Linked DNA regions of Homo sapiens: region 2 is linked to region 1. A link is a contact called in ENCODE Hi-C or POLR2A ChIA-PET data. All regions are on one chromosome and are shown on one strand. The core of a region is the stretch at or near the end of the contact, and the rest is flanking DNA. Distances in the headings are between cores, read along the strand shown.

Region 1 (5,386 bases), core at 427-2,926:
GCAATTCTGAGACAGAACCCAGAAGGCTGGTGCATCTTCCCTCATGGTGGTAAGATCAATTTCCAGTATGTGTATTTCCAAGATAAATCCGTCACTAGCTTCTTTAATCTGAAAAATAGCAAGTTACTGCCTCATGGGTTCCTCTCCCTAGGGATCCAGGCAGCTAGTCAATTAGTTGCCTTTTCCTTAAAATTATTTCTGTCTAAAGCACTGAAAGGGGCATGACTAGGCATAAATTTCTCCTTTAAAAATATTTGTTCTATACAGAGAGCAGATTACTTTACTGCCAGTTATTTTACTTGCATTATTCTTGTTAACATCTATTGTTAGCATCACAACTTAGCATGCAGTAATTCCTCATTTTATAAAGAAATATTACCGAAGGGTTCCTAATCCACCTCCCTTTCTGTTTCTGGCATCTCCTTCCAACTCACTTTGAAATATAAAGGTGAACAAAGAAGACATCGGGGGAAAATTGCCCACCAACTTGTTTTCTACATCTTCTCTCCCAGTCGCGATACTACTAGAATGTCTGGCCTAGTTTATCATCATGGGTGGCACTAACATGGGCTATCTAACTAACTTATATTGCCAATGCAAACTTATTTTTGTTTTTAATCAGGCAGAATAATTCCAGAGCTGAGAAGCCAATGTTTAAACTCAGCCCTCAGACAGCATTAACCCAGGCGAAAGCTTGTGTTCCAGTAACTGGGCTCCACAATCAAAGGTATCCGGCTGCTGTCACGTGGTTCCCACAAAGTGACAAGATGCTGCATCTCTTCAAGGCTTTCCCGGTGAAAATTATCACCCAACCAACCCCTGCACGGCTTAGACCAACACTTTTAATCTCAAGTTTTATCCGCCTGCTAACCCACCCCATCATTCATCCCCAACCCTTTAGAAATCCAGAACTTGCTCACTTCTCAGCAGAGGCGAGGTTTCCAAGTAGCTGAACAAATCAACAGCACTTTCCTTCTGATATTCCGGGGATCTCAGGGTTTATTATTGTGCCTTTCTGCGCCGAGGAAAGTTCAACTTCATATTATTGTATGCGACTTTCCGGCTGAGCATGACTTTGGGCTCGCTCGCCGCAGTTCCACACCCACTCGATTTCTCCAAACAATGGCGGTAACGTCAAGATTCAGCTGCCCCCAGAGCGGGTGACTTCCCGGCGGTCCGCGGCTGGGCTGGAGCTGCAGCTCTCAGCAGGCTAACACGCGAGGTACCAAGCTGGGCCAGACGCTCCCCAGGAAGTGCAGAGATGTTCATGAGCTGACCTCACCGAACTGGGCAGGAGAGAAGGCGGGATTGCAAGGGACGATAGGGTAGAAGTAACCAAAGAGAGGTTACTTTCAAGAGGAAAGAGAAGAAGGCGGGGAGGGGGACGGGGGACGGGGGTGGGGAGTGGCGGGATAAAGAGACAAAAAGGCCAGAGCCACGCCCGAGATGGAAGATTGGCAGCAGCGCTCAAACTCCTTGCTCTATTCTCTTATCCCGTACTTGGCAGAGGATCCCAAAACCGCTCGAACACGGATGCACTGGTTTCCTGCAAAGCTTTGTCCTGGGTTCGGTCATTCTCCATCAATTATTTACTTGAGCTTCTTTTCCAAGGAGGCGGACTAGAACAGCCTTCCGGGCGTGACTAACATCTCCTGATGCAGCTGGCTGGCGGCTGCTGGGAGTTCTCTTTGTTCACTCACTTTAATTCTCAGTCGAGCTCTACACGCGGTGCTCCCTCCCCACCCCCAGCCCGGGCGGAGTCATCAGATGTCGTTTCCACGAATAGATAATGGTTGCCATGATGGGACCCACCGTCCCACAGACAAAGGGTTCTTGCGAAGCCACGACTAATTTAGTGCAAACCGAAATAAATATCGGCCCACAGAGATCCTTTACAGAACGGTTTGCCTTCAGTACGTTTTCCTGTTTTCTACTGAGTGCCGGTTTCTACCGTGAAAATGAGTAATTGCTGGGATCCATAATCTTTATAGTAGTGCATGCGAACAATAACAGAAACCAGGAAGAATACATTATATCAGCCTAAAAGGGAATTCATTTAAAAAGAGGAGTTCAGAATATACATGTCTTTACAATTTACACTAACCCATACTGTTTCACAGTAATAATATTTTTAAAAATTAAGTGGAATTTTCTCTTTTTCTTTTCAGTTTCTTCTTTCAGTGGTGGGCGGGGGGCATGGGAGCCTCCCTTCTACCTCTAAGAATTCCTTTGTGAGCTTGAGTATGAGAATAAAAGTAAGTACTGCTTTTGAAAGGGCATTTTAAAATTTAATTTGTCTTACATTTATATGGTGATTTTGTAAGTAAAAGGAAGAAGATATCTTGAAATAATAATAGCTTTTTGTGCCAACATGAATTTTGGCTCAAGAGATTCAATTTTCCAAGTGTTGATCTTGCATTAAAAGTGAAATAAAAACAATTTAGGAGTAGTTTGCATAAAAGCAATTATTACAGCAAAATAAAAACATGCTCAAGCTCTGGTTATTCTTATCTTTAGAGACACATAAAACAAATATGATATCACGATAAAATCATTCATGTTCCAAAATAGGTATTAAAAGCCAATTTTGAGCCTGGCACTGTCCAAGGTACTGGGATGCAAAGCTGAATCAAGAAATTGTCCCTGTGCTGGGGACACTCAAGCATACTGGTGAAAACTGAGATAATTTCCTTATTTTCTTTCAAATACCTTTGGGAACAGGAAAAGTGACATCTGTGACATTTATAATAAAAAGCCCACACCTCGACTAGCATACCAAAAATAAAGGAAAAAAAAAAAAGCAAGTGAAAATGTAATCACAAGTTGGTTTGAATTTATATTAGGCAATTTCTTATTATGTACCCAAACTTGAGCTGTAATATCCTCAAGAAATATCAAGATGCACATGTCTCATCCAATCAAAATGGATAAAGTAGATACAAATATTTTTCAGCTCAATCTTTACCAATAAAATATTGATACTGTAAACACAGTCTAAAGACACAGAATATGCATAGTCCTGCTTCTCTAAGAATTTTTACTCTGCTCAGGCATCTATGTTTTGATTTTTTTTCCGAAAGCGGTATCATTTATTTCGTGCAAATAGTAACTTTAAAAAGTAAAATAAATATTAAGAATGGATTATTATGTATCCTTAAATCAAACAATGTGTCTAAATGTTTCATTTTATAATTTAGTATTATGCAATTTCAAGGTTGAAAACTGTAATAATACAGAATAAGTATAAGCAACATTTAACATGCTTGTTTACCCATAAGTATGCCATAAGAAAAATAACTTCTGAATTGGATATTTTCCTGATTTATTCCTTTATTTGCTGGTTAAAATTATATTGCTTCAACTAAGCAAAACTTAAAAATGATTATTCAAAGGCTTTTTTTCCAAGATTTAGAAAGATTTCAGCATTATTTTTACTGTGTTTCAGAAGCAGACAGGCCAATCAGCCTTCTAATGTTTGCTTATAATAATGAGTTATCCACTTCATAGCACAGCAAAATGTGGACCTTCGATCAAGGGAAGAAGGCTAAAGTCTCAACTTGGAAACCCTTAAGAAATACGTAGTTTAAAATTTCCAACCTCCTATTCTCACGACTTTACATCACAATATCTTAATTTATATAGCTTTATATTTTGCAAGGCCCTTTCATTTTGTGTGCTCAAAACAAAGCGTGTGAAGTAGATACTATCTTCTCCACCAAACACAGAATAACTGAGTTTCAGAGATGTTAAGTGACTTCCTCTAGTTAAATTTCAGAATCACAACTTAAACTTGGTTCCTCTTCTCCATCAATTGTGCTTACTATATTGGCCTTAAGTGCCTCACCTCCTTTTCATAGCATGATGTAAAACTCTGCATCTCAAAGCCAGATTTTGCACCTGTATCCTAGTTCAATCTTTTCACCAATGCATAGAATATCTACATTTGGAGATAACACTATCACCTCAAACTCATGTAATTTTTTTCTTTTTTCCAACTCTTATCTATTTCTATTTATCTTTTAGTAAAGAAAAACAATATATTCTGTATCTATTTTTCTTTTAGTGAAACTATCATGTCATATACTTTCCCACTAAACATGGGCTTCTTCATTGCTTTGTCTTTTCCCTTCACTTCTATAATCATATTTTCTTTCAAAATGTCTTATATTCATCATTTCTTCTTTATCTCCTTTGCAATCAACTACCAAAATGCAGATCCTCATAATTCTAGTTTAGACTGTTACAAATGCTTCCTCTGTTAATGATAGATTTTTTTCTCTCAGATCCGCACTGCTTAATGCTGCCTGTTTACACCTTTATTAAACAACACTTTCCTCATGTCATTCTGTTTACAGTCATGTCTACATTGTTACATCGCATCCAGACTCTTCTTCCTAGACCGCAAGTAAGTGTACTGTCCCCATTCTATAAGATGTACTCTCTAATACATCACTCTGTCCTCGTCAGACTTACTGTCTCTTTTTCTCATGAACATGCAGGCTTATTCTGCTTCTGTACCTTTCTTCTTTCCAGTCCCCATACTTGGTATTTCCCTCTTCCTCTCTAGCCTGAAATCTGCTCATATTTTCAGGTTTAGCTTAAGTTTCAAATCTTTCTGTCTCATGAACTTAGGCAAGTTATTTAAACTTTCAGAGCCCCAGTTTTTTTCACTTACTTCTTCACTTGTTTATTCATACATGTATGATATATTGTTGACTTTTTGTCATTAATAATACCTAGTTTATGTGATTATTATTATGAAATAGTGAAGTTAATTTTTATCACAGTGCATGAAACACAGTAATCATAACTAATGTTAAGTGATGATTACCATGTGCTTGGCATTGTAGGCTATCAGTATGAATTAACTATTATTGTTGTTATTATTATCATTAATTTAACCAAATTCTACCATTTCTGAATTTCTACAAAACTATGTCACACTATTTTAAAATACTTGGTTAGTCTTGGCTTATGTTATAATTTTTCATCCAGAGAGTAAATATTTTAAGATAATATTTCTGTTTTTCTCATTATCTCCAGCAGAGAATTGGATACATAGAAGCTAGGCAATACAAATTGATTAGTAGAGTCATAACTGAGAAAAGCTGATGTGTTTGGGTTCATCTTGTTTTTGGAGAGTAACTTAGCTTGGAGATGTGCCATTGTCCTGACCTTTATTAACATATGTATGCAGTCACACACTGTATTTGTTCTCTGGATGACACTTTAGATAATCATTAATGAATCGTAGAGTCCTTGAGGTGTAAACATCATGATTCATCTTTTTATCTCTAGGCAGGGTGACCAAACTGTATTATACATTGGGATTAGCCTAATTTCAGCCATCTCAATAAAGGCTATTCTACAATCTCTCTGAGTACAT
Region 2 (6,034 bases), core at 970-3,469, 380 kb after region 1:
ACATTAGGTTAAGTGAAATAAGCCAGGCACAGAAAGACAAATATCACATGTTCTCATTAATTTGTGGGAGCTAAAAAAATTGATATCATGGAGATAGAGAGTAGAATGATGGCTACCAGGTGCTGGGAAGGGTAGTGGGAGGGGGATAGAGAGGGGTTGGTTGATTAATGGGTACAGAAACACAGTTAAAAGGAATAAGATCTAGTGTTTGGTAGTACAATAGGGTGACTATAGCTAAAAATAATTTACTGTATATTTCAAAACAACTAGAGTAGTGGAATTGGAATGTTCCTAACATGAAGAAATGGTAAAAGTTTGAGGCAATGAATAATATCCCCATTACTCTGACTTGATTATTACACACTGTATCAAAATATCACATGTATCCCATAAATATGTATATATATTATGTATCTATAAAAACATTTTTAAAGTCTATGAATATCTAAGCCAATTTAGGAAAAAAGGATTGAAAACAAGGGATTGGTCTATACATCATTTCTATATTAACATGTATTGCAAGGCCATAGTTACAAAAATAGTGTGTTTGGGGGCAGCTAAGAAAAAAAATAAACTAATGGAATAGAAGAGATATTTTAGAGACAGACTGATACAGAGGTGAACATATAATATGATTTGAAGGAGGCAACAAAAATCAATGGCGGAAAGATTGTCAGCTTAGCAAATGGTACCTGGAAATCAGGTGAACTGTATAGAGAAAACTAAAATTGGATCCCTGTACAATTCATAACATTGTCCTCCAAATAGACTAAAAACTAAATGCAAAATATGAAACCGTAAAGTTGATAAAAACAACATAGGAAAATATCTTTTTAAAGTAGACATAAAGAAAGACTTTTTACGTAAAGCCTAAAAAACACAAACCATGAGACAAAAAATGATTTGGGGCTGGCTTAGAAATAGAGACATTGATAATATGATTATACACGGCAAAACATAGTCTGATTCCAAAAATCAACTTACAAATTAGTTAAATAAAACTGTACACTAAGCTGATAACAGCCCATATCAATTCATCACCTGCAAGTATGTGTGTGTATATTTTATATATATATATATATATATAATATATATAAAAACTGGAGCTGACGTGTTAATCTTTCTTTTACTTTGCAACATAATATGTAATACATTATTTTGTCTACGAACAAGAAAGACCTGCCTACCAACAGTTAAGTTATTTTCCTGGTAGTTTTGTCTTGATCTGTTTCTACAACTGCTTCAATTCTACCACTCTTGAGGCCAGAAATACACCTACAGAATTATTAATTGTATTCTATGTATTCAAACTAACCATGTAAAGATTCTAGGTTGTATATTGGAGGTTATAATGTTCTTTCACCTGAATTAACATAGTGAGTTACACCAAAACTCACTATCTTATTATTCAATAAGTTTAATTGAACTCTGAGTTTCAACATCAATTTTTAAAAATTATCTTGTAGCAATAATTTCTATACCTTCAAATTAAAATTTTCATTATTTAAGGAATTTGGAGTTAGGCCACTACAGAGTGAGAAAAACATTGGTATAAGCAACATTTAGGAGCTAAAAGTTTGGGAAATATTTGGAAATACTTCTTTCTAAACACTGTGCCTTTGATAGTTGCTTTTGTTTTAGCAAGCTAAATTTTATTTTTTATATTGTGGAAACATAAATATTGATAACTAAATTTATTATTCTTGATTACAACCAATTTCAAAGCAAAGGCAGAAATAGTTCACCATTCAAGGCCTACAGAAAGCTCAAGAAGCTTCACTCAATTCCTTATTTCTGTCTGTCCCAGAGTCCTGTCTAGTTTCTCCCCTCTCCAACACCATTGGCTTTTGACGATTCGTTGGTCAGTTCATTACTTTCTTTTGTGATCGCCTTTCCTTTACCAGAACTCACATATTTGCTGTTAAAATTCCCCCCCTCCAATTTTCAAAAATGTATACTTTACAAGAATGTTCTAGCCAGTAAAGGTATTGGAGAGTGCTTACCTTCAAGATAGATGCCTGCCTGGATTTCTAGAACCCTGGGTAGGGTCCTGAGGTCAAGGGAGTGGACGAATTCTTCCAGTGATAATGCCATTGCTATGCCTTGGGTAGTTTGTAGACCTGGTGCTCACAGAAACTTGTGGCTTCTGGGTGACACTTGTCTGCAATTGCAGCCCCTGCTCACCATTTCTTCCTCAGGCAGGCAGGAATGTCACACTACAGCCAGAGTGGGGTGGAGTAGCTCTATGTGGGGAGGACAATGAAGAGGGAGGGGGGAAGCAGGAGACAAAAAATGTTATAGCTCTTTTTGTTCACATTGTGGCTTCATTTCCTTCTGACATTGAAGTTGAACAGGATGGGGGTGGGGTGAACAGACACTGCCCAAAAAATGAGACGTGCTAAGTAGCGCATTCTGTCCTTTGTTAATCCAGGTGTGCATCTACTATGGTAGCAAAACTGAGGTCAGAGTTGCTTGTGGCTTGCCCACCAACAAAGAACAGGAATATAGGACTAAAGTCTAATCTTAAAAATGGCACCATGTGAATTCATTATCTCTCTAGTTCATTTCTAAAGCTTGGCTTTGTGCCTTATTTGCATACTGTCAGTGCCTTTACATTAAAATTGGTAATAAAAGTGCTTTGCGTCAGCTCTTTTTAGAATTCTGATACTATACTCTGGAGAGAGTATTGAAACCACTTTTTATTCTTCCACATTAAAAATTTTGCTGAATCTTAAAGGAGGGTAGGGTAGGGATAGAATATGCAAAATGATACAGTAAATTAACAAAGTACATTAAAATGAGTTTTCTAATCTCTACACTATAGTAGAAAGTATTAAAATTACTTGTCAGGAAACCTGCATTTTCTGGGTTTAGTTCTGCTTTTGATTTACAGGCTAACGTCAGCCTTGTCTTCTCTGATTTTCATTTGTTTTATTTACTAAATGGAGATGAAGTAGAAGAGTCCAATAAATTTTATAATTTCTTCCAAGTTCACAATTCCACAATTCTGATCTTATTGTTGAAATTTAGGAGGGGAAATGATCAGCACCAAAGGAAGCAGGAGAAAACTCATGAACATTGATCTCTTCAAAATCCTGCCCCTCTCTATTTTTTGCATGTAACTGAAACAATATTTAAAATATATACAATTAAAGGTGGTAGTTCCTAAGTCTCTTTAAGGTAAAGTAGAAGAATATTGGTTGAGGCTGGGTACGGTGGCTCATACCTGTAGTCCCAGCACTTTAGGAGGCTGAGGTAGGAGAATTGCTTGAGCCCAAGAATTCAAAACCAGCCTGGGCAACATAGTGAGACTTTGTCTCTACAAAAAAATTAAAAAATTAGCCAGGCATGGTGGCACATGCCTGTAGTCCCAGCTGTGAGGAGGCTGAGGAAGGAGGATCACTTGAGCCCTGGAGTTTGAGGCTACAGTGAGTTGTGAACATGCCACTGCATTCCAGGCTGAATGACACAGCAAGACTCTGTCTCAAAAAAAAAAAAAAAAAAAAATAAAGAATACTGGTTGGTATGTATACACTTGAAAGATGACAGGAATCTACACGTTTTCTTTAGTAACCAAACCCAGGCACTTATCTATTAACTGTTTTGGCCTTAGGCTGCAGAGAGCATAGCCACATACAGAGGGTCAGGGGACATCTCAGTTCTACCATGGCCATCATGTAAATGACCTAGAAAGATAAAAACTGCCTAGTTTTGATATGGAGCTTATAAAACTGTTTCAACTCTTTGTAATCCTATTTGACATTTTCAATAATCAGTCCAGCTTCATTTCTTTCTTTATAAAAGTAGAATTTACGATTGACCACATCAACAGGTTTACTATCATTAGATTCAAATTCCTCACTGGCAACTTTTTTGTCCAAAAATGTCCTACCCTTGATCTGTCTGCCTTCCATACCCCTCCCCACAGTTTACAGCCTAGTAGTGTATTTCATGTGGATGAATACATGAAAGAGGCTTCTGTGGACTGCTCCTTAAAAATTATGAATCCGTTAGAACTGATGCCACAATACATTTCATTTGATATCTAATGCAAGCTGGATATCACTTATTTTTTTAATATTCCCAAGTCAAATTTCTATCCTACTAGCCAAACAGCCATTTCGTATCACCAATCTCTTACAATTACCTAGGCTCCATCTGCTTCTGCTCTCGCGACAGATGACGCTCTCTCTGTGATAATCATCTTCGTATTCTCAGTCTTAATTAATGACACTGCTATTCTCTTAGTTTCCCAAGCCGGAAGGCTTAGAATCATGTGAGATGCCATTTTTTTTCTCTAGCCGTTAAATCCATCAGGCCCTATAGATGGCAATACTCAGTACCACTCACTCTGTCTTTGCTCTATATCCCCACTGCTACTGCTTTAGACCAGATCGTAATCACTTCTGACACACAGGCAAAAAAATCCTGATGTGAGCAGCCAAGTTAAGGTTGACAAAGAAGAGCAATGAGTTCAAGAGTACTTGAATCATCAAGTAAAATGAATTATTGAAGTTTGGTCATTAGAACAGCATGTTATAGGTGTAATAATAGATTAACGAGAATTTTAAAAAAAAAACTAGACTGTATATAATAATTTACTATTTGAAAAAGGTGAAATTCCAAGGCAGTGGGAAAGAATGTTTTATTCAACAAATGGTTGTTAAATAATTGGGGAGAAAATTTCCCTAACTTTCCATGCAATGAAATTAAAGTTAGATACATTTTAAAATTAAATTTAAATAAAAATAAACCAGAGGGGAAAAATAGGAAAATGTCTGGAAAAGGGTAAGAAAATAACTATTTCTGAGTAGTAATTGAAGGAAAAAACTAATAATATATTTGACAACTAACTTATGAAATACTCCTGTAAATCAAAAAGGAGTTTGAACAAAATAGAAAAAAAAAAAAGCACATCCTTCAAATAAACAATGGCTTAGGTGGGTAAAGGCCACTTGTTAGTCAATATGCAAAATAAAAATATTCAAAGACTTCTATTTCTGGCTATGAGCTTGTATCTGACCACGTTTTCTACCAAAGGCACCTAGAAGAGCTGTATACTTTTTAAAAAAGCTGTTTTAAGAAACAAGAGAGCTGTCAGGGTGCAGAACATGAGAGGCCAAGATCCTGTAAAGCAGAGCAGAACCATTAGAGGAACTCCATATTCTGCACTTCTTTTCCCTCAAGGCTTTTATGGGTTAGTAACTGGCACCAAGAGAGAGTCTGAGAAGGCAAAAACTGGTGGCTCAGGAGGAGAGAACCTGAGTTGAGTTTTTGGCAGTTTCACATAGCAAAAGAGACCAAAATAAATTGGACTTTGGGAAGTAGCAATTCCTCCAGGAAAAGTCAGAGAAAGGTATTGCTCAGCACCACTTTTTCCCCTTAAAATTTTTTTGCTCATTGAAAGCAGTACAGGGTTGATTGTATGAGACACAAACAAGAGCATGGTTGGTAGGAAGCTGAAGAAGCCAAGGAGTGCTTTCAGCAGTCTTGCAGAACTGGGAAGCCAGGGCCAGCCAAGGAGGGAGCAGGAGTCACAACAAATGCCTGTGTTCTCAGTTGGGGCTCCTGAAGGCTGCTTCCTAAGAGAAAGGGTTGCCTATAAATAGAACTAGCTTTACAAAAACTGAAGCTTAGACTAAAATTAGCTCAATCCCTCATTGGATTAAAGTGGTCTGCCCCTATTCTTGCTGCCAGATAGAAGCAAATGTAAATCCTCCTGTTGAGGAAAAGCAGCCAGAACTTCTGTAATATTTAAAAATACAACATCTATAATTAAGTATGAAATGAATGGGAATGCCAGAAGACAGGACAGAGAAAGACAGAGAGAAGGGAGACCACAGAAACAAACTCATGGGGTAATTCCGATATTGGAATTATTAGTCCTGCAATTTAAGATAATTTTGATAAACATGTTCAAAACTAGAAGACAAGAAGGAGAAAAGAACTGCCATCTATAGAAAGTATCGGATGAAAATTCTAGAGTTAAAAAATACAGTAACTGAAATTAAAAATTCAATAATTGGTTTTAACA

The links. Hi-C counts contacts between places; a loop is a spot of excess contacts on that map. ChIA-PET counts read pairs that join two places held with the same protein, here RNA polymerase II (POLR2A). Pooled maps may share reads with other maps.
Region 2: a loop to region 1 is called in a map of naive thymus-derived CD4-positive, alpha-beta T cell, with 3 times the contacts of the local background. The contact joins the promoter of THEMIS here to the promoter of MTCL3 in region 1. A Hi-C loop is called at or near these places in 2 of 168 maps with a recorded cell type or tissue (both naive thymus-derived CD4-positive, alpha-beta T cell) and 6 of 50 pooled maps. POLR2A ChIA-PET finds 5 or more read pairs at or near these places in 1 of 52 experiments (T-cell).

Annotation. Positions count from the first base shown.
Region 1 is chr6:127,517,659-127,523,044 of GRCh38, forward strand. It overlaps MTCL3 (MTCL family member 3), which reads right to left and starts at 1,677. Exons shown (of 7, transcript NM_001400265.1): 1 at 921-1,677. It overlaps SOGA3-KIAA0408 (SOGA3-KIAA0408 readthrough), which reads right to left and starts at 1,677. Exons shown (of 13, transcript NR_174482.1): 1 at 921-1,677.
Region 2 is chr6:127,898,839-127,904,872 of GRCh38, forward strand. It overlaps THEMIS (thymocyte selection associated), which reads right to left and starts at 2,220. Exons shown (of 6, transcript NM_001010923.3): 1 at 2,004-2,220. The coding sequence starts at 2,094.